Regions from separate parts of the Mus musculus genome. Here regions 1 and 2 are each linked to region 3. Evidence: chromatin loops called from intact Hi-C (ENCODE). Cell type or tissue: left cerebral cortex. All regions are shown on one strand.

Region 1 (8,000 bases), 78 kb before region 3:
CCAGACCTCTATCTGCTGCACACTTAACAATTTTTAATGTCAGCTCTCAGGAGGCTGAGGCAGGAAAATCACAAGTTCAAGACCAACTTAGACTATATTCTGAGACCCCTTGTCTCAAAAAAAAAAAAAAGTCAAAACTGGTTGGGTAGACAAAGTTCAGCACAAACTCCTTCTGTCAAGGCTCAGGTATTTTTGATTTTCAGGCTGTGGTCTGTGTCAGTTACTTAACTTCTCTGTTGTAGCCCCACGGTGGCTACAACAAGAGCATGGCTATGTGTCAATAAAACTTTATTCATAAAAGCAAGCTAGGGGCCAGGTTCCTGAAGGCTATCTTTTGTGATCCTTGAGGGGAGGAACTTTGGAGGAAGCATGAGGAAGCCAAGATTCCAAGGAAGCCTTGACCCGTTCTCCTTTGGGATGCTGGAGAGCTTGAACCCCAGAAACCAGGGTGTCCTACTTATAAGGATAATCAGGGTATCCTGCTTATAAGGATGATCTTAGTGGGTGACAAGCACATGATGACCCTGGGTGGCACAGTTGCTAGAGAGGAAATGGCTCCACAATGGGTAAGCATGGCACCTGGGGGTGCAAGACAAATGTGTGAGTCTAGAGGTACAACTTAACATGTATGAATGTAGGTTGTCATATCCAGGGAGCAGGGGTTGATCTAAGACCTCCCTGACCTCATGGGACTGTAGTAAGAATTCAACAATCTGTGTATAGAAAGACCTCACACAGGTGGACTTAGCTGTATGAGCATCACTGCCTTTGCTGTTGTTGACTTATTTCATTTTTGACGGTGCTAGAGATGGAAGCTGAGGCCTTGCACACACCCACATGCACAGATTTTCACTAGATCCTTTTGTGCTGTTTAAACTGTCAACTTGACACAACCTAGAGCCACCTAAGAAGAGTCTCAATGAGGAACTATCTAGATCACATTGACTTGTGGGCATATCTGTGGAGGACTGACTCCATGGTTGATATAGGAAGACCCAGCCCACTGTGGGCAGCACCATTCCCTCAACAGGAGATCCTGGATAGCAAAGAGAGCTCCATTATATAGCTGAGAACAAGGAAACAAGCAAGGATCTGTGGACTTGTTCCACCTCTGACTAAGAGTGTAGATCTGGTGGTGTAAGTTCCTGTCTTGACCTCCCTGAGCTGATGAGCTGTAACCTGGTGAATTGTAAGCCAATGAAACCTTCTTTCCCTAGGCTGCTTTTTGTCAGGGTGTTTCCTCACAGCCATCGAAGTGAACAGAGAGCAACCATTAGGGAAATATGTCAGTAGATAGTGCCTCCCATGAGCCATCCTTTGCCCAGGACAGATAGTAACATTGTTAATCTTTCCAACAACCCTAAGAAGTAGGTTTCATCACTATCACAACTATGTCACATATTCAAAATCAGACACAGAGAGGTGGAGTAACCGATCCCAGGACCACACAGCAGGTGGCAGTGCTGGTGGCTGTGCTCTTTAACCCTGTGCTCATAGGACAAGCTAGTTCTTTAGGTCTAAGACTTCCCCAACATCCGGCAGGCTAGACTACTCTGTTGGCCCTGAGCCATCCCTGTGTACTCACTGATTGCTGTCTGTTCACCCTCTTAATCATTCCTGAAACCATCCCCGTCCACACCCACCTGCAACCTTGGCTCAGTCCCCGGGATGACCCACTGGGAAGTGAATATCTATCTATCTATCACAGGCCATCTCAGGAGATAACATTTACTGCAGGCCTGCAGATGCCATACACTGCTCCTGTCATTTTATCTTTTTATATAACTCTTGGGGTGGGTCCCGATGTCACCTACATTTTATAGCCTTAGAAAATAAGAGAGGTGAATTGGGAACTTCGAAGATTCCCCAGGACAGTTGTCACCGTGGCCAGACTCTCACCCTTTCCTCCATTGTCTCCCTCAGTTACCTGTCAATAGTTACCACATCAACTAGCACCGAGCACTGTCAGCATGCTGTGTTCTGCCTTATAAAGCTGCTCTCTTAAACCCATTTTACAGAGGCACAGACAATGAGGACAAACTACTTTCCCAAGTTGCTGTGGCACTCTGTTCTCCTTATAGGGATGAAGGAGGGGCTGTCAGCTCAGCCCTGCGCTGTCTATAACCTTTGTGGCTCGCCCCAGCTACACAGGACCACATTCCCAAGATGTCACCTGACTCCCCAAGATAGCTGGCATAGAGTCACCACTTGAAGCCACCGGGGCACCTCATTTTCAGAACTTTCCCCCAGGGTCAATGGCAGTGTCAGCTTAGGTGTCCCTCAGGATGTTGACAAACAGCTCAGCTGCCCTCCACCCTCTGCCCGGCTCTGTTCCCTCCTTCCCATCTGTAAGTTCTGGTTCCCAGGGAAGTCCCAATGATCTCTACTTCAGACTAGCTTCTGGTGACAGCATCGCCCAGATCTAGACCATAGCTCCCACCCCACCATGCAATACCCTGGTCTTACGGGCCTCTCTGCTCCTCAGAAGCTGTAAGGAATGGGATGGGATGGGTGGGCTGTGCTGTGTAAGGGTCTGGGCTCCTCAGGTTCTTTCACCACGAGGAAGCTCTAAATATCGCCAGGAGTCCAACCTGGTCTAGCCAGTTTCCCTGTGGGGAGCCGGCTGGAACCAGTAGGCTTCAACCTTTTCCGTTTCTCTGCTTCCTAATGAATTCTCCCGTTCCCCATGCCCCATCAACCCTCGCCAAAAACTCAGCCCTGTGCCCAAGGGCAGCCTACATCAAAAGCCAGCATTGACTCTGCCACGGTCCCCAAGATACAGTGCACTTCCCTCTCAGATCACAGGGCTCCTGCCTCTCCACAGTGGCCCCATTGTCCCCTTGGCAGCACACCTGCTGAAGTTAGGATCCCACCTTTACAGTGGACACCATACCAGAAATGAGCCCTTGGTGACATCCAGGCGCTTCTCGACTCCCCAGGGTTGCTGCCCAACTCTGCAGGTGGAACTGGGGCTGCTTAAGCCCCTCCCTCTGTCCTCACACATCTCTGTTCCCTGGTCCCCAGCATGGCTCCAGGTCACATAGGCAGCAGCTGCTGGCTACCTTCTCCTCTGTGGTTCTTGGTAAAAAGTCTTGATGGGGACTGAAGGTAGGAGCTGTGTCACCTAGGATTCTGTTTGGGCCACCTCTGTATTTCCTGGACTCTAGTCACAGGTTGACATATGTGACCCCATCCATCCACCATTGGCATTTCCAGGCCACGTTCCCCAGAAGGTCTGGATCTAACTATATCTCTTTCTAGCTCCTTCTGCACAGAATTTGTGACGGGCCTGGTGAAATGGCTGCATCTGTCTGAAAGTGTCCTCCCAACCATAATGGCCTTTGCCAGTGGCCTGGGAGGCGAAGGAGCCGACATCTTTGCTCAGACTTTATTGCAGGACCCCATTCTGAGAGACAACCCATCAGCAGTCAGTCAGGTACGTCAGCCCCTGTGTGGCCATTCATAACCATCTACAACTCCAGTTCCACTTACAGCGCCCTCTTCTGGGCTCCATGGGTACTGCACACAAGTAGTGCACAGACAGATGTCTGCAGATGCATCCAAAACACCCATACCCATACAATAAAAATAAATGTTAAGAGAATATTCCAGCCTCCCCCTCCCAACTGGAAGTGTTGAAGGGACTTCTGGTTGTAAGCACTTTGGACATTGGTTATTCAGTTTATGTCACCTACTGCAGGAGGTTGTTTGAGAATCAATCATGTTAACGTCTATAAATGCGCTCTCTGTGCATTAATGAGTAGTAAAGGAAGTTACCATAATGAATCAGGCTCTGCTATAATCATCCCCAGAATATATGGTGATGGAGTGTTGGGCTATGCAGCCACCTCAGCCCCCAGGACTGACTTGGAAGGGAAGTGACTTAGTCTCTGTCCCCAGCAGCCCACAGCTGGAATACTTAACGTACACATAATCTTTAAGGCATCTTTAGATGGGACATGAGTTCTACACACAAAACTGGTATTTGTTTCCTGTGTGTCTTACACCCATAGTCTGAAGGTAATTTTATATGATGTTTACCCCTTTCTGCATGGAACCACAGTTCAGTGTATGGAATTTTTTCACTTGAAATAATTTTGGAAATGGAAGTAGGATGCTGGAGGGACAGCTCAGCCATTAAGAGCGCGTACTGCTCTTGGAACTCCAGTTGTGGGGATGCAGCGCCCTCTTCTGGCCTTCTCAGGTTCCTGCATGCATATGGTGCACATAAACTTACAAGTGTTCATATGCATGCACACGAATAAATCTTTAAATATATATGTATAGCTTATATACACACATGTATGGATATATACATATACATGTGTACATACACATATATAGTTTTACATATACATCATTCACACATATCTATGTATCTATGTATCTATCTAATTGGGATTTTTAAATTAGGCATGTTTAATCTGTAGAATCACCCTTACTTTATATTGAGGAAACTGAGGCACAGAGAGATTTTCTTGCTCAAGGTCACCCAGCTAATAAGTAGCCAAAGCCAGGATTTGAACCTTGGTGGTCTGACCTCAGAGCCTGCATTCTATCAAGTTATGGTGACCTTTTTTCTGAAGCAGCAGCTTTGCTGTGTGCCCTTGAACATGTCGCTCACCCTCTCTGAGTGCAGTTTCAGTAGGCAGAGCTTGTGGCACCAACTTCTGATAGCCACGTGCACAGGCAGGATGTAGGGCCTTTCCCTCCTCACCGCGGCCTGCATATTCACCCACGTGCCCAGTTGGCACCTGGCTTGCCACTGTACTGTAGGGTGGAGGGCTTTTGCCATCTCCACTTGGTAGGAGTTAATACTTAGCTGTCCCATGAGCTGGGTGGTGGCGTGTCAGCACCTCACCGATTTCTGTCTCCTTTTTCCCACAGGACCTCCTGAGCTTCTCACTCAAGAATGGTGAGTGGATTTGCTGCCTTTGTGGTGTGGTCCACACGCAGTGAGGCTGGGGACCCTGCCACACCTATGTCTCGCCCAATGTCTTTGATGAGCACCATGTGATATTGACCCGGCTTGTTTGATTTCTGCCCCCTCACCCTCAAATCTGTCCCCTCCTCACCACCCAGCATCCTTGAGCTTAGCAGTGTCATGGCCTCCGAGGTAACAGCTGGGGTTTCCTCCTTGCTGGCACTCCAGCCAGTTCTCTGCTGTCCTCTGAGATCTCAATGACGTTTCCAGAGGCCTGTGTGGCCACCCTTGTCTCCCTGCCTCACACCCAGCAAGGGATTCCAGCCCCTCCAGTGTGGCCCGAGGCCCTGGGGGAGGGGCTGCTCATCCTCTTTCCTACCTCCTCATTCAATAGAGTCAAGCCCCAGGTGTGGCGGCTTCTCCCAGCTGTGGCTCCTTGTAGCTTCTTGGGTGTCCCCCTCCACTTTTGCATTTGATCCCTAGGCTGGACACTATAACTTTCTGTCCTTGGTCCATCTGCTTGCTCTGTCCCTACCTCATTCCATTCAGCCCTCACTTGCCGGGTGTGTTGGTGTGCCGAACAAAATGCCGCAAAGATGGAGGGTTTATTTTAGCTCACAATTTGAGGGCATAGCTTATCTCAGTGGAGAAGGCGTGGAGGGGGCAGGGGAAGCCAGTCACACTGCATCCACAGTCAGGAGGCAGACAGATGAAGGCTGGTTGCCTGTCGGTGCTCTCCTTTTTATGACCTCAATCCATGTGCTGCTGCCCACGTAGGGTGAGTTTTCCTTCCTCATGTAACCTGTCTGGGAACACACAGCCATGCCCTGAGTCACTGAGGGTGAGTCATTACACCTCCCACCCACCACGCCCCCGTTCAACGTGATACCCTGACACATAATTTTTAGTGGTACATTCTACCTGCGTCGACTTCAGTGCCTGCAGCCACCTCCTAACGCAATGTGTATTAGTTCATCTTAACAGTCCTAATGCTGTCCAAAAGCCCAAAGCCTTTTCTGAGACTCACGGTGACCTTTTAACTATAAGTCCCTGTAAAACCAAAAGTGTAAGTTGTTTATTCCCGACATCCGAAGGCACAGAGTAGGCAGCCCAATCCAAGAGGAAGGGATGGAGGCAGAGAAGGAACAGAGAACATTTCCTGCAACCCTGAATCTGACATCCGAGCTCTAGGTGGTCCCTCCGCACATGCTGGGCTCCGAGCTCCAGCAGGCTCCAGCAGCCCCACTCCCCAGTTCTGCTGCCTGCACACTTCAATAGGTGTTTGTAATTTTCTGAGGCACGCTTCCCGTGGTCTTGGTTTCTCCGCCCTCTTGGGATCGCCATTGGATTTCATGCCTCACCTTCACAGCTTCGTCCAACGGTCTCTTGAGGCCTCCCTCCTTGCAGGGTCTCTAACTCTGCCACATATTGCCCAGAGTCCTCAACTTTGGTGCAAGCTTCTATGACCTTGTAAGTCATGCATTGTGCACACCTGCTGTCCCCGTTAGGGTTTCTATTGCTGTGGTGAAACACCGTGACCAAAGAGCAAGTTGGGGAGGAAAGGGTTAATTCGGCTTACGCTTCCACACCCTAATTCATCACTGAGGGAAGTCAGGATGGGAACTCAAACAGGGCAGAAACCTGGAAGCAGGAGCTGATGCTGAGGCCACGGAGGGATGCTGCTTACTGGCTTGCTCCTCATGGCTTGCTCAGTCTGCTTTCTTGTAGAACCCAGGACTACCAGCCCATGGATGAGCCTCCCCCATAAATCACTAATTAAAACGCCTTACAGCTGGATGGATATTATACAGGCATTTTCTTAATTGAGGATCCCTCCCCTTAGATGACTTTAACTGGTGTCAAGTTGACATAAAACCAGCCAGCATAACTGCTAAACAGCTGTAGCTGGCCCTGTGCCCCTTAGTGCCTGATCTGGGGAAAGCACTTCCTGGGAAGTTGAGTTCACACAGAGAAAGCGTCATAGCTTACAGTTCTTTTTTTCCAAATACATTTGCATTTTTCACAAGTTGGAGCCTTTTATGGGTGGCTCTCCAGAACAGCCCATTAAGCTCTGGGTACAGGCTTCTAGAATCCTCTAGCCTGCAGCTCAGACTCTTCCACGGGCCTACAATCCACCCTGACGCCACACTGGCAGGGACAGCTGTGGCCCTCCTTGCCACCACATGTTTCTTGCACTGATCGCCTTTCTCATCGCTGTGACCAAGGACACTGTCCTGGCGGACAGACACTGCAGGAAGGTGCTTTTCCGGGGCAGAGGCCCATCCACTGCAGTAAGTAAGAGTGATGTGGGAAACTCAGCTGCATAATTGATGGTAATAGAGGACTGGTTTCCCCTGATTTTGTTTGTCTGTTTATTTTAACTTAAAAATAGACTATCAGGGCTGGAGAGATGGCTCAGAGGTTAAGGGCACTGGCTGCTCTTCCAGAGGTCCTGGGTTCAATTCTTAGCACCCATATTTATAACTGCAGTCTCAGGTAATCCGATACTCTATACCACACGTGGTACACAGACACTCATGCAGGCAAAACACCTACCCACATTATCGCATTAAAAAATAAAGTCTTTAAGAATCTACCAGCTTAAGAAAGAAAGGGTTTATTTTTTAATAATAATAATAATAATAATAATAATAATAATAATAAAAGAAATCAAAAGGAAGGAGCCTGACTGCTCCAAGCATGGTGGAGGAGGTTCATTGTAGGTCTGAGGGAGAGCAGAGTCAGAGGCAGGGACATCTGAGAGAGTCCAGAGTGAACACAACCCTGAGCTGGGCCACATGAGAAGGTGGGGGAGGGGAGGGGAGAGCCAGGAGAGTACAGAGCAGACAAAAGGTCCAGATAGCCAAAATGGCTGAATTATACAGGGAAGGGAGGCTGGGGGAAGGGCAGCCCACCCTGGGCTGGAAAAGTTTAGGGTAGAAGATGGGCAGTGCCAGCCATGCCCATAAGAGGTAAGGGCTGAGAGATGCAGGGAGAACCTGGCAGCCAGGTCTGCTTTGAGATGCTAAATAGGCACCTTGGCCATTTGTCCTGGGTTTGAGATGTAACAATTGTG
Region 2 (8,000 bases), 100 kb before region 3:
CCCTACAGGCCCAGTGCTGCCAAGGTTCCCTCCTCCCCCAGACCTCACAGTCTGCATGGGTAAGGGGCTAGGGGCCGCCTTTCAAAATCACATTCGAACTGGACTTGCGTGTCAAAGCCAGACTGGCCATGTTGGATCAAGGATTCTGTGCTGGAACAGTGGGATCGCACCTGCCTGTTCCTGTGTAGCATAGGAAGGAAAGGGGGAAAGAGAGGAGACACCCCCTGAATGAGTGACTCAAGGGTGGTGGGGTCCCTACCCCTATTCCAGAGCTCCTAAGTTTTGTATATATCCCTTTGTACACATATTGGGACATTGGCCTTACTACAAAGCAAATAGAACCAGGTCTCTTTTGTAATCCATGTAGCTGGCTTCATTTTTTTTAAATTTGGGCTTTGATGTTTTGTGTCCTGGGAAGTTTGTGACCATCTCTAGCCATTGCCCACTTTCCCTCCTGGGGTGCCAGAGCCCAAGGGGATACTGCCAGGTTTTCCCCAGGGTTGCTTGCTACACTGATCCCAAACCTTCCATGCCAAAAGTCTCCTTACGGTTTCCCACAGGGTCCACCCCAGGGTGGAGTACACATGGAATTGGAATTGTAAAGTGGGGAGAGGGTATCCGAGGATCAGCAGACAGAGATGGGGAGGTGTGGAGAGGGTGGGTCCAGGAATTGTCCTTAGGATCTACGCTGAGATCACCAGTTGCGTACCATGAGGGCTTGACTCAGAGAATCTCAGGGGACATGGACACACACACACACACACACACACACACAGAGACAGAGAGAGAGACAGAGAGAGAGAGAGAGAGAGAGAGACTCAGCTCTCCATCAGACTCCCAGACTCACATGACAGAACGAAAGCTTTCCAGATGGCGCCTCTCTTCTTATCACATCTACGGCCCTATTTGCTCCTTTGTCATAAAGATAAAACATCTCGTAAATGCAACGGTCCTCGGCGGTGTCACCCCACCTCAGCCTCAGAGCGGCAGTCGCTAGAAAGGTCCTTGGGTCATCTCTTCAGGACTATTTGGGCTTCTTTTTTCATGCAGCGCGGGGGGGGGGGGGTGGGAATCCACCCTCAGAAATGAGCCCTGGTGGGTTCAAGCAAAGAGGAAGTGGGAGAGCAAGAAGCCCAGTGTGGGAGCTGGAAGTTTGTCTCGGAGAGTCCCTGTGATCAGACTTAAAACTCTGGAGGGACTCCCCAGGCCTTGTGCACTGTCCTTTCCCATTCACCCCATTTCCTGCAGTAGGAGACTAACAGGAGGGCACAGTTCATGGTGACAGGACCTTTGTCAGGAGAGATGAGAGGACTCTGCCACTGGATCCTTGGGTGCCTGGCCCTGGTCAGTGGTCACATGCTGTTGAGCAAGGTCTTTGGCTCTCTGCTTCCCTTTTCTCAGACTGAGTTAAGTCTGACTCCGTTAGTCCTAAGATTCCCTGGATGTCCCAACTGCTCAGGGCCTGGTTGAGCCACAAGCCGATCGATGGAGGGGCCATATGCTTCTGAACGCCTGTGAGGAGGTCACATCAAGGGCTCCTTCTGTCTGACTGTGTGTCAGGCTGAGGGTAGAGTTCAGCGGTAAAATGTTTGCCTGGAATGTGTGAAGCCCTAGGTCCAGTCATCCCCAATGCAATTCACAAAATAAATACCAAAGCGAGCAAGAACATGAGTGCAGTATACTGCCTTGAAAAAGGCAGTGACTTCTTATTTTTCTTATAAGGCCAGACAATTCCCAGTGCAGCGAGAGTGTTGAGGGTGTGCATGAGCTCCGGTTCTCACAGGCAGCCAGCATAGTCCTGAAGAACACCCTTTCCCAGAGGGTGAACAGACGGCATCTCTCCTGTTGGCCTCTTGTGTGTGACATTTGGGATGACTGCCAGGCAGACAGCAAAAGAACGTTGTCTCCCCACCTACTCCTCCAGGCCCGTTTTACTTCCTGGAGACAAAATCCACCCCAGAGTTTTCAGTTGGTCAAGGAAATACTTTGTTACCATTTGGTGGGAGAGTGTTTGCCCAGTACTCATAAGACAGGCAGGCGTTTCCCTAACTGACACGTTATGGCTTCCTGACAGCCTTGTGGCGCTGAACCACTCACTGTGTTCCCTCTCGTGCAGAGGAAGACACTGAGATCAGACAGGTGAATCTACCTGCTTAAGGTTGCACGGTCAGTCTATGCTAGAGATTTTAGGAATTAGCCCAGATTTAGCAATGTGAATCCTCCTTTGTGAATAGAACGAACCTAAAATCTGATCGCTGCCTATGGGTGTGGGAGAAATGTCACAGAAAATATGAAATGAACTACAGGAACCGTGGGGATTCAGAGATGAGCAGGTTGCTGAAGGAAGAAAGATTAAAAAGCAGGCTGGGCTTGCTGACTACCCCTCTCCAGGCTTCGCTGCTTGGAATCCCACAGGTGAGAACACTGGAGTCCCAGGCTTGAAGAATGCCCTCATTTGATCAAATAACTACTGCCCCGTGTCTTAGCTTGGGACCTAGACCCACAGCCCCTGTCATTCCTGGCTTAGGGTGGGTCCCAGCCAAGGTATCTTTGGGGTCCCTGGGCAAAGATATTCTAATACTACTGTCTCTTTGAAGATGACCTGGTCCCAACCATCTTCTGGAACATCAGAGCTTGGGGACAAGAGTACAGGCAAGGTCACTGCTGCCCTGGAGTGGGCAGAGAAGTCAGGCAGTGCTGCAGGGGGATGTGAGTGGAAAGGACAGGCAAGAGGCCTCGAGTGCAGGGCCAGGCTCTGGTCCACACTGAAGGTCTGAACCTTCTTTCATCCCCTTGGAAATGAGAGGGTAGCTCTAGGTTCATGGAGAGACCCTGCCTTGAAGGAAAAAGTGGAAAGTGACAGAACTGGATACCTGATATCCTCCTCTGACCTAAAAAGAGGGACGGGGCTATACTTCCAAAGTTCAACACTCATTCCAGATCCTGGGGCCAACCTCCAATAAAGACAAGAGAACCTTTGACATCCCTCCCGTAATATGATACATTTTAAAAGTCTGAGACAAATACCCTGGTGATACAAAATTCATTATTAGCTAGTACATAGCCACATGTTAAAAGGCCTTAAATCACTCAGGGAGAACACTATCCTCACTTCTTTCTGTGGAGAGGCCCGTTTGCTGCCCTCAGACTCTAAAAGCAGGGCCCGCAGGGCCCACTCCTTCATTATGGATGTCAAGGGAAGGAACCTGCCAGGCCAGGGCCCTGCCACCGAGCTGTAGCCTTCCTCGCCTTTTTATTTTTGAGACATGGTCTCACTAAATTACCTAGGATGACCTTTGACTCATTGTAAAGCCCCCAGAAGGCCTCAAGCCTGTGATCCCCCTGCCTCAGCCTTGGCACCACGCTGCAACAAGGAGCTGTGGTTTCACCATCAGGCCCTGCTGATCCTTTTAAACAAAGGCAAAGCAGGGCTTAGCTCAGAGGCAACCTGTAACTACAGTAAGGATGCAAGCTGTCACTTGCTTAGCAAACGTGTGTGACAAGGGCTTTAGAGCGACCAGCGGACAGGAGAGTTTCAGAAATAGTGCAGAGTCCTCAGCAAAAATCCATGTGACCTTTGCCTTACTTTCCAATCTTAACACTGATACATTGGACAAGATTTTTTTAAAAAATCAATATTGATATGTGGCTATGGACTAAAAGCAGAGGAGTCACTCGCAGTGTTCTCCCTGCGTCTTTACTGTCCCCAAACCCCACCTAAGCGATCACTTTGTTTTGAGTATGTCTTCTTTTCTAAAACTATTTTCCATATTGATTTTCTTTATCCATTGTGATTCTGTTTTCCATTAGAGAATGACCGTTTTTTTTTAACTTTCAGAGTTACATTTATTTTTTTTTAATATCAAGAACTTACTAAAATCAACTTATGCTGAAATTAAAAAAAAAAAAAAAACGGCAGCTGTCTCACATCTGAAAGGCTAAGGTAGTTAGTTGCTCAGGCTGAGGCTGGCTACTTCAGCTCAGGACCGCTTCTTAATCGGTGGCCTCTGGTCACTCCAATCCTCCATTCCTCATAGACAACAATAGGATCTTTTAAAATTCCATGATATTTGCGGGGGGCGGGGGGAGCGTGCCACCTTGGTATGGTTATTTCCCCAACTTAGTGATGCCCAGAATCTCAGCTAGAATCCTTCAACCCTCCACAACTGTCCTTTTTTGACCTACAATAACCTCCTAGCTCTTCTAGGTCCTGATTGGCCGATAGAGAGATCAGGTGATGGAGGCCCTCTAGCGTTCCAGTCGGATCCTGAGTCATAAGGCTCCCTGCTGGAATGCCGCACGTCTCATCTGTCCGCTCGAGAACTTTTTCCATTTCCAACTCCAGCCTATCTTCTCCAGGGGAAAGAGCAACGACGTCAGAGGTCATGGTGACTCAGATTCCAGCCCTGACCAGGATGGCCACCTACTTCCTCACCTGTAGATTAGGTGTGATGAAATTTCACAGGTTGCCTGGGCAACCAAGAGCCGGCTCCCAAATGAGGAGAGCGGAGGATGAGGCATGGGAGACAACCCCCCCTTCCATTCTTGGGGTCTTTAAGTTCTAGTGTGGGATACCCAGATTATAAATTGGCAAACAGGAAAACAATCAACTTCAGTGTTAAATACTACGATTAAAATATGGGCCCGAAGGCCTGGTGTGCTAATCCATAACCTTGCTGGCACGTAGTAGGTGCTCAGCAAATACTTGTTCAAAGACTAGAGCTGAGTGGGTGGCTAGTCTAACAGGAATGGAACCCCAAAACGGAGGCCCGTGGGACGGAAGAGCCACGGGTGCAACGACTGGCGAGCATTAGAGAAAGTGAAAGAACGATCAGAAGGCGTGGGTGTTGCAAATTTCACCGAGCAGTGTGCACAGGAGGGGGAGGCACCTTCTGGGACAGGCTCTTTTCAAGTGTGGCGGCAAAATTTGGAAGCTTCCCCTTCAAGTGTCTGCTCGAACTCCCCTCATGCCAGCCCAGCCCCTGGTGAGCACTCTCTGCAGACCCCTCCTGTGCCCCGCGCTCTCGCTTCCTGGGGAGCGGGAGACACAGAAGTGCGGGTCCCGTCCCAAGGCCAGCACCCGGGCGATGGCTTTGGTGGCTTAGGTGGCGGTGCGCCCGGCCCAGCCCGGAAGGCCCGGGCCCTAGGGCTGCGCAGGCGGGACCGGCCCGGGCCGGTGTGGGGCGGCTGGGCCAGGGAGAGAACAGGCGGGGAGCGCCAGGGCGGGAGCTGCGGGGCTGCCAGAAGTTCTGCCGTCGTCCCATCCGTCGCTGCCGCCTCCAGGTAAGCCCGCGGGGAGCCCCGATCGTCCCCACGCCGCCTCCACTGCGCTTCCGAACCCGGAAGTGCTCTCGGGACTCCTGAGTAGCTGGAGGGGAAACTGATGCCAACGAGCATGCCAGCGGCCCCCGCCTGCCAGCACAGCCCAGGGCACCGGTCGCTGGGTTTGAAGGGAAGAAAGGACCTTGCTCAAGGTCACGCAGGGTCACTGGACGCCCCCTGCGTACTGGGAGCTCCAGGCACCCACTCCCACCCTCTGTGTCTCCAGACTCAGTTCCCCGAGGCCTGGGAAGCCCTAGAGTCCCGGAAAGGCCCGGCCCCTTCCTGCTGTGACGGGGGCGTGGCTTCTCGCCCCGCTGCGGGTTTTTACAGAGTAGGGGACATTTCACATTACAGGTTTTTACATCCGGGAAAACTGAGTCTGGGAACAATGGGATGATTTTGGCCAGGACCAGGCAGTCAGAGCAAAGAGGTTAACTAGGGTGAGCTGACTTCAGAGTTTGACCCAGTGTTAGGTTCAAAACTGGCCTCCATGATGTCCTTGTCCTTGCCAGGGGTGACCCAGAGTAGAAGCTGGGGCTGGCTAAATCTGCAGGTTTGATCCTGAGGCCACTGCTGCCTTCAAGTAGGAGGGAACACACCCCTGTAGGGCTTCCCAGGACGCCACTCACGGGGTATATTTATTGAGCACCTACTATGTGTCATCGTGTAGGCTCTGAAGACACAGTAGTGAAGACTCCTCAGGGTGAATCAGCTAGGCAGAAAGACAAGGCCACCAAAATCCCCAATTACCCAGTATGTTTGAGAAGTCAGGAAGGAACCCAGGGCCCCATCCTCCTAGTTAGAACCCTACCAAACCGCCTGAACCTCTGGGCATCACCGAAGATGCTGCTTCCAGCCTCAGTTTCCCACTCCCCTGGACTTAAAAGATGCCCTCAAGGAACTTGAGCCTGGCTCTGCCACTTCCTCTCTGTGTCACCTTGGGTGTCACCCTGAACCTTCATTTCCTTATAACACAAGAGGATCATGGATTATAATTCTTCCCAGTGCTGAAGATCGTGTCAGGATGCTTCATGAATTGGAAAGCACAGTACCCAAATCAAAAGTAAATTAAAGCCAGGCATGGCGATGGTGGCATAGACCTTTAATCCTGGTGCTTGGGATTTAATCTCAAACTGTGAGTTCGAGACTGACTTGGTCTACATAGTGAGTTCCAGGGGACAATGAGGGCTATGTAGAGAAACTGTCTTTAAATTAGATAGATAGATAGATAGATAGATAGATAGATAGATAGATAGATAGATAGATAGATAGATAGATAGATAGAGATAGAGATATATACACCTTTAATCCCAGCACTTGGGAGGCAGAGGCAGGCAGATCTCTGTGAGTTTGAGGCTAGCCTGGTCTAGAGTGAGTTCCAGGACAGATGGGGCTCAAAGAAACCCTGTTTTGAAAACAAAACACGGGGCTGGAGAGATGGCTCAGCGGTTAAGAACACTGGCTGTTCTTCTAGAGGACCTGGGTTCAATTCCCCCACATGGCAGCTCACAACTGGCTGTGATACCTGCCCCAGGGGATCTGACATCCCCCCCCCACATCCCCCCCCACAAATATACATGTAGTCAAATCACCAAAATACATAAAATTAAAAATAAATAAATAAAAATTTATTTGCTTGGGATGCTGAAGACAAAACTCAGGCTTTTTTTTTTTTTTTTACAAAAACCACTGAGCTATGCCTCAAACGAGCAGAGATGCCTGCCTTTTCTTTCTTTCTTTCTTTCTTTCTTTCTTTCTTTCTTTCTTTCTTTCTTTCTTTCTTTCTTTTCTTTCTTTCTTTCTTTCTTTCTTTCTTTCTTTCTTTCTTTTCTGAGACAGGGTTTCTCTGTGTAGCCCTGGCTGTCCTAGAACTCACTCTGTAGACCAGGCTGGCCTCAGAGATCCACTTGCCTCTGCCTTTCAAGTGCACAACCATTGCCTGCCTCAGAGATGCATTTCCTCACAGGTCTAGTGACTTGACAGCCTGTTCTCCTCAGTAGAGAAACCTTAGCCACACACAGAGCTGGGGTGGCCGACTTCCAGGTGAGGAGGCTGAGGCTCCCTCCAGGGCTGGAAACATAACACCCACCTCACACCCAGCATTTCCTGTTTGTTTTCCTCCAGACTCTCACAGGCTCAGACAGTCAGGGTGTATTCCTCAGCTTCCTGAAAGGCCCCCAGCAAGCTGTGACCTCTCGGGAACACCTTGACTTCTTTTACAAAACACCAGTCTGCAAGCTTGACACGGGACTGAAGGAACATTTCAGGGTGACAGAACTCTTGGAGCCTTTGTAGGCCCAGGCTCTAGCGTGGCTAGGGACACAACTGACTGGTTTAGCTTGCTGCTTCTCAGCCTGAACTTGGACTGGGAAGGCCAGACCCAACCCAAGCCTGGGCTTGGTGGATGTGGGACCTGAAGGTGGTCTGTACATTAGATTGTTGATAGTCCTCTTGTACTCCTTCAGTGGTTTTTCAGACTCATGTAGCCCAGGCTGGCCTTGAACTCACTATGTAGCCAATGATGACCACCTAGGTTTTCTGATCCTTCAGCCTCCACCTCCTGGGATAAGACAGATGGAAAAGGGGGGTGCGGGTGGGGACACAGAGCTTCATGCATGCTGGTCAAACACTCTCCCAGCAGAGATCCTGGGCTCTGAAATACTGCATTTCAGCGTAGA
Region 3 (8,000 bases):
ATAGGGTGTGAGCTGGAAGCTGTCTTCCATATTCTTTGTTCTTCCAACTCATAATGAGAAAGCTAGCCTCAGGTTCCGGGCATAACAGATGAAAGCTCTTCAGATACTGCTGGGCCCCTTCTGACATCCCTGCCCTGTGTTTCCTGTGACTGTCTGAGGCAAGGGTTACTGGTTTGTCTTTTCTGGAAGAGAGGAACTTTTCCTTCTGAACACATTCATGGAAGTAAAGAGATGGGAGTAGGAGAGATACCCCACTCCTACCCCCCACCCCAGCTGATTCTCTTTCCTTTTCAGAATCTCTGAGAGCAAGGGTGGAGCTTCATGGTAGACCCAGGAGAGTCTGTGCCACAGTTGACCAATAGCTTCAAGAACGCATGAACTTCCATTTGGATTTAATATTGTTTTTCTTTGCGCGCTCGCGTGTGTGTGTATATATACTAGCCATCTCACACGGAAGGGGTCTGGGGTGGTCCAGAAGCAGCCGTGCAGCCCCCATGCCCATGCCAGAGCACACAGGTGAAAGTCAGAGGACATGAATGGAAGTATGTTCTTTCCTTCTACCATGTAGGTCCCAGGGATAAAACTTGGGTCTTCAGGCTTGGTGGCAAGTGCCAATACCTACTGAGATTTCTGGCCAGTCCCTTATCTTTTTAACTTTGTGTGTGTGTGTGTGTGTCTGTGTCTGTGTGTGCACACATGTATGTGTGTGTACATGTGTGTGTGTGCACATGCGCACTTGCATGCTCACCCTCACATGCACAGAATCCAAGAGACAGAACCCAATGCCTTGGAGTCCCGAGTGCTTGTGGAATGCCTGGCTTGTTATGTGAGTGCCAAGGTCCAGACTCCACTCTTCATGATTTTGCTGCAAGCTCTCTTAACCACTGAGCCATCTGACATCTTTGCAAGGTAAGAAACAAGCCCCTACTGTGTGCAGACATCAGATATTATCTGTTTACATCACAAACACTGACTTGTAGGTCACTCAATTTGGGGGATCCTGGGGAGAAGCCACCAGCCTTTGAGGCCAGGAAATTCACACAAGTGAGAATCAAGTGCAGTCACCTCTTACCCTCAGACCAACAAAAGTCAATAAAACCGTGACAAGGCAGGAGCAAATCACCAAGCAAGAGTGAAGTCTTTACAAAGAAAAAGGATAACACCAGCGGTGGTGATGGTGGCTCATGCCTTTAGTGCCAGCAGTCGGGAGGCAGAAGCAGGCAGATCTCTGTGAGCTCAAGGCCAGCCTGGTCGACAGAGCAAGTTTCACGTCAGCCAGAGCTACGCAGAGAAACCCTGTCCTGTAAACCAAAAGAAAATACCAAAGTTCTGAGAAAAGAGCGTGGAAGGCCCTCATTCGACCTGACTGAATCAGGCCTACTGACAGCTTGGGAAAGAGAGGGTCACAGCCAGAACTCCTGTCCACTCCAAACACCACTGTCCTAGGTGACCAGACCTTGGACGATCATGTCTCCCTCACAGCATTGGAGCCCAGCTGCTCTGGGGGCCCACCTCACCAAGTCCCTTGCTGCTCAGTGACACACCCACCCACCCCAAGGCTACCAACCTCACCCCAAGGCTACCAACCTCACCCCAAGGCTACCAACCTCTACGAACCTCCTTCACCTGAGGCTATGAGATGTCCTTGCAGAGAGCAGCTGGGACCTTTGCCAGGGGCTCAGTTCACAGACCTAAGTCTCAGGAGCCCAAGCCTAGAGAGCCTACATCTCACCCGCCACGGTGGACCTCAGCCAGGAGCCCAGTAACCTGTATGGCAAGAGCAGCCATGCTTGCTTTGAGATAAGGGGCCTGCACAGGTAACTATTGAGCTATATGTACTGGGAGTCAAAACTGGCCTAGCCTCACACAGTCCCCAAGCCATGGAGGCAGTGTGGCTAAATCAACACATAAACAGGGGTTGCGATGGCAACAGCATCAGGGAGGCCGTGGGCCTTCAGACCCAGAAGTCAGGGTCAGCAAGAGCAGCTCCAGACAGAGGCGTTGAGGCAGAGGGAACAGCAAACACAAAGACCTTAAGCCAGGCATGGCAGGGCACATGTATAGTACCAACAACTTGGGAGACAGATTCAGGGAGATCACAAGTTCAAGATCACCTTCAGCTACATAGGGAGCTTGGAGTCCACTGAAGCTACATGAGGCCTTCTTTCAAAGTAAGGCCCGAAATCTTGGCACAGAGTGAAACATGACAACTTTGAAGACTGTCCTCGGGGCCCTGAGGCTGGTGTAGGCAGAGAAGAAGAGGAGAGAGGGAAAGGGAGGGTAAGAGTTTGGCCTGGAAGGATCCTCAAGGGCCATAATTGAGGTGGGATTTTGCCTTGTGGAGAGCTAGGTGGGGTTTGTAGCAAGAAAGCAAATGGCCAACTTCTTTTCAGTCACTTTGGCTCTGGGAAAGTGAGCTCCCTGGTGAGAGGTGACAGTGGCTTAGACTAGGGATGGACAGCAAAGGCATGCTTATTTCGAAGACAGGACCAACAGGCCCAGAAAAAGGTGTGTGAATACGAGGGGAAGAGGGTGCTTTCTAAGTTCCCCAGATGTGATACAGGATGGGGCCCGTCACAGAGAAGCATGCCAGCTTCCTCCTCCATACCCAGCTCACCACAGCCCGCATATCCCACCACAGTCAGAGCTTGAAATTCATCCGAAAGCCATAGCCACCGGCCTTGGGGGATTAGCAACGACTGTTAACTATGAGGCAGTCACCCAGTGGTTTCCCAAGGGCGGTTTATTTCTCCCCATCCCGAAAGCCAGGTCTCCCAAACCCACCCCGGGTACCTGCAAGGTTTCCAAGGCCTGGCCAGCCGTAGCCGTGCCCGTGGTGAGCGAGGCCACTTGCACCGCCTGCTTGCGGGCAGCCAGCAAGATCCTGCAGTAGGTGAAGCAGATGGCACCCGAAGGCAGGAAAAAGGTGACGCCGGACGCCACGAGGACATAAGGCAGGCTGGCCAATAGGCGGCACTGGCCCGGGGCAGATGTTCGAGCTTTGCCCAGTTCATGCCAGCCCAGCAAGAGGGGCAGGAAGGAGGCCAGCGCGGCGAGGCTCCAGGCACCCAGGATGAGCGCCAGGGCACGCGGGGCTGTCATGCGCAGCTTGTAGCGCAGCGGCGAGAGGATGAGCAGGTAGCGGTCCAGGCTGATGAGGCAGAGGTTGAGAATGGAGGCGCTGCAGCACATCACGTCGAAGGCGGTCCAAAGCAGACAGAGGCCGCGAGCTAGCACCCAGCGCCCATACAGCGCGTTCAGCATGGCTGGGGGCATCACCACCAATCCCACCATCAGGTCCGACGTGAAGAGCGACACCAGGAAGAAGTTAGACGTGTTGCGCAGCGCGGGCTGCGTGCAGATGAGCGCGATCAGCAGCGAATTGGCGGCTGCCGTCAGCACGATGACCACGCACAGCGCAGCGGCCACCCAGCCGCTGCCCCCTGGGGCTGGCGGTGGCCCGGGGCCCCAGGCTGGGGTGCTACTGTTGACAGGGCCGGGCTCTGGAACCATGGGGACTAGGGTTGAGGACCAGGACAGGATATGGTGAATGCGGATACAGGGTGAAGCCAAAGGAAGAGAAAGCAAGATGGGTAAAAACTGCACCTCAGAGGAGTAGGTGGCAAAACAGGGTTCTTAGGTCACCGAGCAACCATTACAAGAGGTCGGGGAGAGATTGTAGGGGCGCCTCCTATGGCGGGGCCACCTGGAGTACTCGGGTAAGAAGTTTGGGGAGGGGTACCGATGCGCCGAGTCCATGAAAGTTGGGCTGGGGCTGGATGAGAGCCCTGGAATGGAATAGAGCCACCGGGGATGCCTAAGGATGGGGGTGGGGCTCCTGGCCAGAGGCACGGCTGGGGAGGTGGGAGCAGGAGGCGAACTCCCGCCTTCCGGTCGGGGCAGTCTCTCTGAGGAGGGTGGGCGTGTGAGTACGCTTGATCACGAGCTGTCGCGCGTGGGGGTCGCAATGGGGTGGCCCAAGAACAGGAGCGCAGCTCGGCGGCGGAAAGCAGGTCTCCTTTCTCCCCTAGGCACTGAAGGATCCCGGGTACCGGAGGCCGCGGACCGGGCCGGGCCAGACCTGGTGGGGGAGAGAGGGCTGGCAGAGGAGCGCAGCGCGGCGCGGCGCTCCGCCCTCCCGGCCGCGCCGGCTCGCCTGGCCGCCTCCCGCCCGCGCTCCCTACCTGGGCGCTCGCGGGTGATCCGCTGCCGGCGACTGCGGCAAGCGCCGCGGGGCTGGAGACTACAGGCAGCGGCTGGTGGCGCGGCGGGCATAGGGCTCCCGAGCCGGGGAGATGGTGCGCAGGAGCCCGCGACGCTTCAGCCACGCGCGGTCCCGGAGGCTCCGAGCGTGCGCCCCGCCCCGCCCCGCGGTGGGCGGGCAGAGTCGAGCCCCTCTTAGCTGGCGAGCGGGGTTGTGGTACCCTAGGCCTGGAGAAGGATGCTCCAAGCGCTCCCGGGCGCCCGCAGCCCCCACACCTTCGCCTGTGGCTCCCCTGCCCACATGTGGTGATGGCGCAGGCAGAAGTCAAGGAAGGGGGACGTGACCTGTATGTACCCGGAGACTGCTCCCCAATGGGGGTCGAGCCACTCACTGTAAGAATCACCGAGCTTTCAAGAGAAGTCAGCTGGGAAATACCGAGCAAGTCCTTTGAGATCCCTCTGAGCCTCAGCTGCTGGATCTATACAATGGGTAAATAATTTCTACCACACTTCACCTTTGGATCAACCCTGCCAGTTCTCTAACAACACTGAGTGATTTTGGTGAAGGTCCCCCTCCCTGACCTGTTGGCGCTCCAAGTCTCAGTGTGAGGGATTTGGGAATCTCCAAGCCATTGGAAGGGTAGTCACTGCAAACAGGGGTAGGGCCTAGCGCCTCCTAGTGATGACCAAGTTTTCTTCACACCTTGTAGGTACCAGGTACTGCTCTGGACCATCTATCTGGACACCACGACATTAGATGACGCTTCCCATCTGTGAACTTCCATTCTAGTGGAAGGAAATGGACAAGAAATGGGCAAAGGAAACGTAAAGTGGTCATTTCTATAGGAAAGGGGGGAGGAAGAAGAGGGAGGGGAGGAGGGAAAGGAGGAGGAGGAGAGAAAATGTACAGCAGTGTGAAGAGAACCTGACACGTATCTTTTTTGAAATGGAAATACCTCCCACTTAGAAGAGCCCACTGCGTTCATGGCCTTGGTTTGTCCTGGAATATCTCTACCCAGATTCCTACCCCCAACTATAAAGCCAGAATATACATGCCAGAAATATAAATACCAGGAAGAAGGTGTTACGCTGAGGCTCAGAGAGGTCAAGAGCCTCTACCGAGGTCTCCAGCACCAGGCAACCAAGGATCTGGTGGAACCGAGTTCCGCCAGGTGCTCAAGGCAGAAGGTGCTTAAGATGCCCGGTGTCCAAATCCGCAGATCAACGGTATCCACTCACACCCAAAGGTGGGTGAAGTCAGCCGCAGCACCCAAAAGACGGACCCTGTCTTTCACTCCACACTGTGAGGCCTGAGGAAACAGAAGGTCACCCCTGGATGGAGCGTCAGAGACCCACTTGCGATCCCAGCTCTGATGCTCAGTAGGTTCTGCGCATTCAGGGCCGGTGGCGGCTGATCCCTTGGCCTTCTTTTCTCTCCAGCCACAGTTAGCAGAATTCCGTGTCTGACTCACGGGGTGTCAGGGGAGATTAGATGACACTGTGTGCTCCAACAGCTTGACAGTCCTATGTCGGTGCTAGCTGTTGGCTTCTGTGTCTCTCACTGGCGTTTCATCCTGAGGTGCCTCTCATAGCCCTGGTGTGCCTAACACAGCAGCAGGAGATATGTTTGCAGCATGGGAATCAGGGCTTATCGTCATAATCTGTTACTTGATCTATAATGCTGGCAAAGGTTTCTCCTCCTCCTCCTCCTCCTCCTCCTCTTCCTCCTCCTCGTCCTCTTCTTCTTCTTCTTCTTCTTCTTCTTCTTCTTCTTCTTCTTCTTCTTCTTCTTCTTCTTCTTCTTCTTCTTCTTCTTCTTCTTCTTCTCCGTCTCCTTCTTCTTCTTCTTCTTTTATTTTTTCTCCTGCCTACGATTGTTTGCCTACATGTATGTCTGGTGCCTGTGGAGGCCAGAAGAGAGCATCGGATCCCCTGGGACTGGAGCTACAAATGGTTGTGAGCTGCCATGTGGGTGCTGGGAATTGAACACAGCTTCTCTGGAAAAGCAGCCAGTGTTCCTAACCACTGAGCCATCTCTGCAATCCTGTAGCAAAGGGTTTCTTTTGTTTTGGAATTGTGTGTGTGCCTGTGTGTGTGTGTGTGTGTGTGTGTGTGTGTGTGTGTGTGTGTGTATGGTGTATGTGTATAGTGAAGTGTGTGCCTCTGTGTGTGTGTGTGTGTGTGTGTATTGTGTGTGTATGGTGCAGTGTATGCCTGTGTGTCTGTGTGTGTATGGTGCAGTGTGTGCCTCTGTATGTGTGTGTGTGGTGCAGTGTGTGCCTCTGTGTGTGTATGTGTGCCTGTGTGTGTGTTGTGTGTGTATGTATTATGTGTGTGTGTGGTGCAGTGTATGCCTGTGTGTCTGTGTTTATGATACAATATGTGCCTGTGTGTGTGTGTGTGGTGCAGTGTGTGCCTCTGTGTGCCTCTGTGTGTGTGGTGCAGTGTGTGCCTCTGTGTGTGTGTGTGTGTGTGTGTGTGGTGCAGTGTGTGCCTCTGTGTGTGTGGTGCAGTGTGTGCATGTGTGTGTGTGTGTGTGTGTGTTGCAGTGTGTGTGCGTGTGTGTGTGTAAGAGGAGCGAGGACAACTTTCGGGCATTCTCTCCTATCAGATGGTACCAAGGATGGAGCTCAAACACAGGTCATCAGGTTTAACTGCAGGCGCCTTCCAGATCAGCTGTCTCCTCGGAATGGGTCTTGTTTGCATGTGTTTGGTTTGTTTGCTTGCTTGCTTGTTTTTCTGAGACAAGGTCTCATTATGTAGCCCAGGCTAGCCTCAGCTTTTCCATTTTCCAGCTCAGTTTTCTGAGGACTGGGTTAGCGGCATCACCACCATGCGGGGCTACAAAAGACTCTTCAGTTCTCCATGCTGTGATATCAGACAGCAGAGATGCAAATGGGATGGCCATTTGAGACTCTTCCTTGCAGCTTACAAAACATGACTGCTTTATTTATTTACTTACTTATTTATTTACTTACTTTTATGTATATGGCTGTTTTGCCTGTAGGAATATATGTACACTGCATAATGTAGTGTTCAGGAAGGCCAGAAGAGGGCATCAGATTCCCTGGAACTGGACAGGTTTGAGCCACCATGTGGTCCCTAGGAACTGAACTTCGGTAAGAGCAGCCCTTAACTACTAAATGCTTCTGTAAGTGCTCTTAACTACTAAGCCACCTTCTCTCCAGCCCCTAAAAACATGATCATTTTAACACTTGCTAATCCCAGGTGACCAATTCTTCACGCATGTTTGTTATATTACGATCTGCACTATGCTATAATTAAAAAGTTTCTTTTCAGCCGGAAAAGTGATGGCCCACACCTTTAATCCCAGCACTCAGGAGGCAGAGGGAGGCAGATCTTTGAGTTCAAGACTATCTTGGTCTATAGCCAGGGCAAGAGAAACCCTGACTTAAAAAATGAAAAAAGAAAAAGAAGTGAGTTTATATTTAAGACTGGCCCTGGGGGCCACCTTGTGGTCACACTGTTAATACCTGGAACTTAAGGACGTTCTTCATTTGTCCTTTGTGTCCTGGAATGGATGGTAAAGCGGAGGCCTCCCTAGCGACCACAGGTGCAAAGGGACTTTTGAGAATGTTTAACCCTTTCTTAGCTGCACCCAGCCATGGTGAGCTGCCTCTCTCTAGGAGGGAGGCAGGCAGTAATGCCACCTTGGATAATAGACCAACTATCTCAGGAAGTCAGACGCCTGCTGCACTCTCCATTCCCGGAGACACAGAGGACCAAGACAGCTCCCCACTACACCGAGGGGAAAGCCAAGAGCTGTGCAGGTTGTG

The links. Hi-C counts contacts between places; a loop is a spot of excess contacts. Peaks named below come from ENCODE experiments on the same cell type or tissue, not always from the same donor. Only the 100,000 strongest peaks of a DNase experiment are listed, where the experiment ranks them.
Region 1: a loop joins it to region 3, with 2.3 times the contacts of the local background. A loop is called at or near these places in 2 of 42 quality-filtered maps.
Region 2: a loop joins it to region 3, with 2.5 times the contacts of the local background. A loop is called at or near these places in 2 of 42 quality-filtered maps.

What each region holds. Positions count from the first base shown.
Region 1 is chr4:138,993,137-139,001,136 of GRCm38, forward strand. Tmco4 (transmembrane and coiled-coil domains 4) reads left to right here. Exons shown (of 17, transcript NM_029857.3): 6 at 3,262-3,436; 7 at 4,888-4,915. Among named protein-coding and RNA genes, the nearest start is that of Gm33214, 22 kb to the right of the region's middle. In left cerebral cortex, CTCF peaks have their summits at 3,500 (motif pointing left) and 4,195 (motif pointing left); DNase peaks (open chromatin) are centred at 5,632 and 6,875; H3K27ac peaks cover 371 bases.
Region 2 is chr4:138,968,005-138,976,004 of GRCm38, forward strand. It overlaps Rnf186 (ring finger protein 186), which reads left to right. Exons shown (of 1, transcript NM_025786.4): 1 at 1-361. Tmco4 (transmembrane and coiled-coil domains 4) reads left to right here and starts at 4,901. Exons shown (of 17, transcript NM_029857.3): 1 at 4,901-5,283. In left cerebral cortex, a CTCF peak has its summit at 4,275; DNase peaks (open chromatin) are centred at 4,281, 4,873, 5,422, 5,533 and 1 more place; H3K4me3 peaks cover 1,602 bases; H3K27ac peaks cover 1,716 bases.
Region 3 is chr4:139,071,249-139,079,248 of GRCm38, forward strand. Htr6 (5-hydroxytryptamine (serotonin) receptor 6) reads right to left here and starts at 4,322. Exons shown (of 4, transcript NM_001377096.1): 1 at 4,185-4,322; 2 at 2,794-4,081. The coding sequence starts at 3,513. In left cerebral cortex, CTCF peaks have their summits at 2,961 (motif pointing right), 4,890 (motif pointing left), 7,233 (motif pointing right) and 7,692 (motif pointing left); DNase peaks (open chromatin) are centred at 3,130, 4,044, 4,566, 4,822 and 3 more places; H3K4me3 peaks cover 2,203 bases; H3K27ac peaks cover 2,096 bases.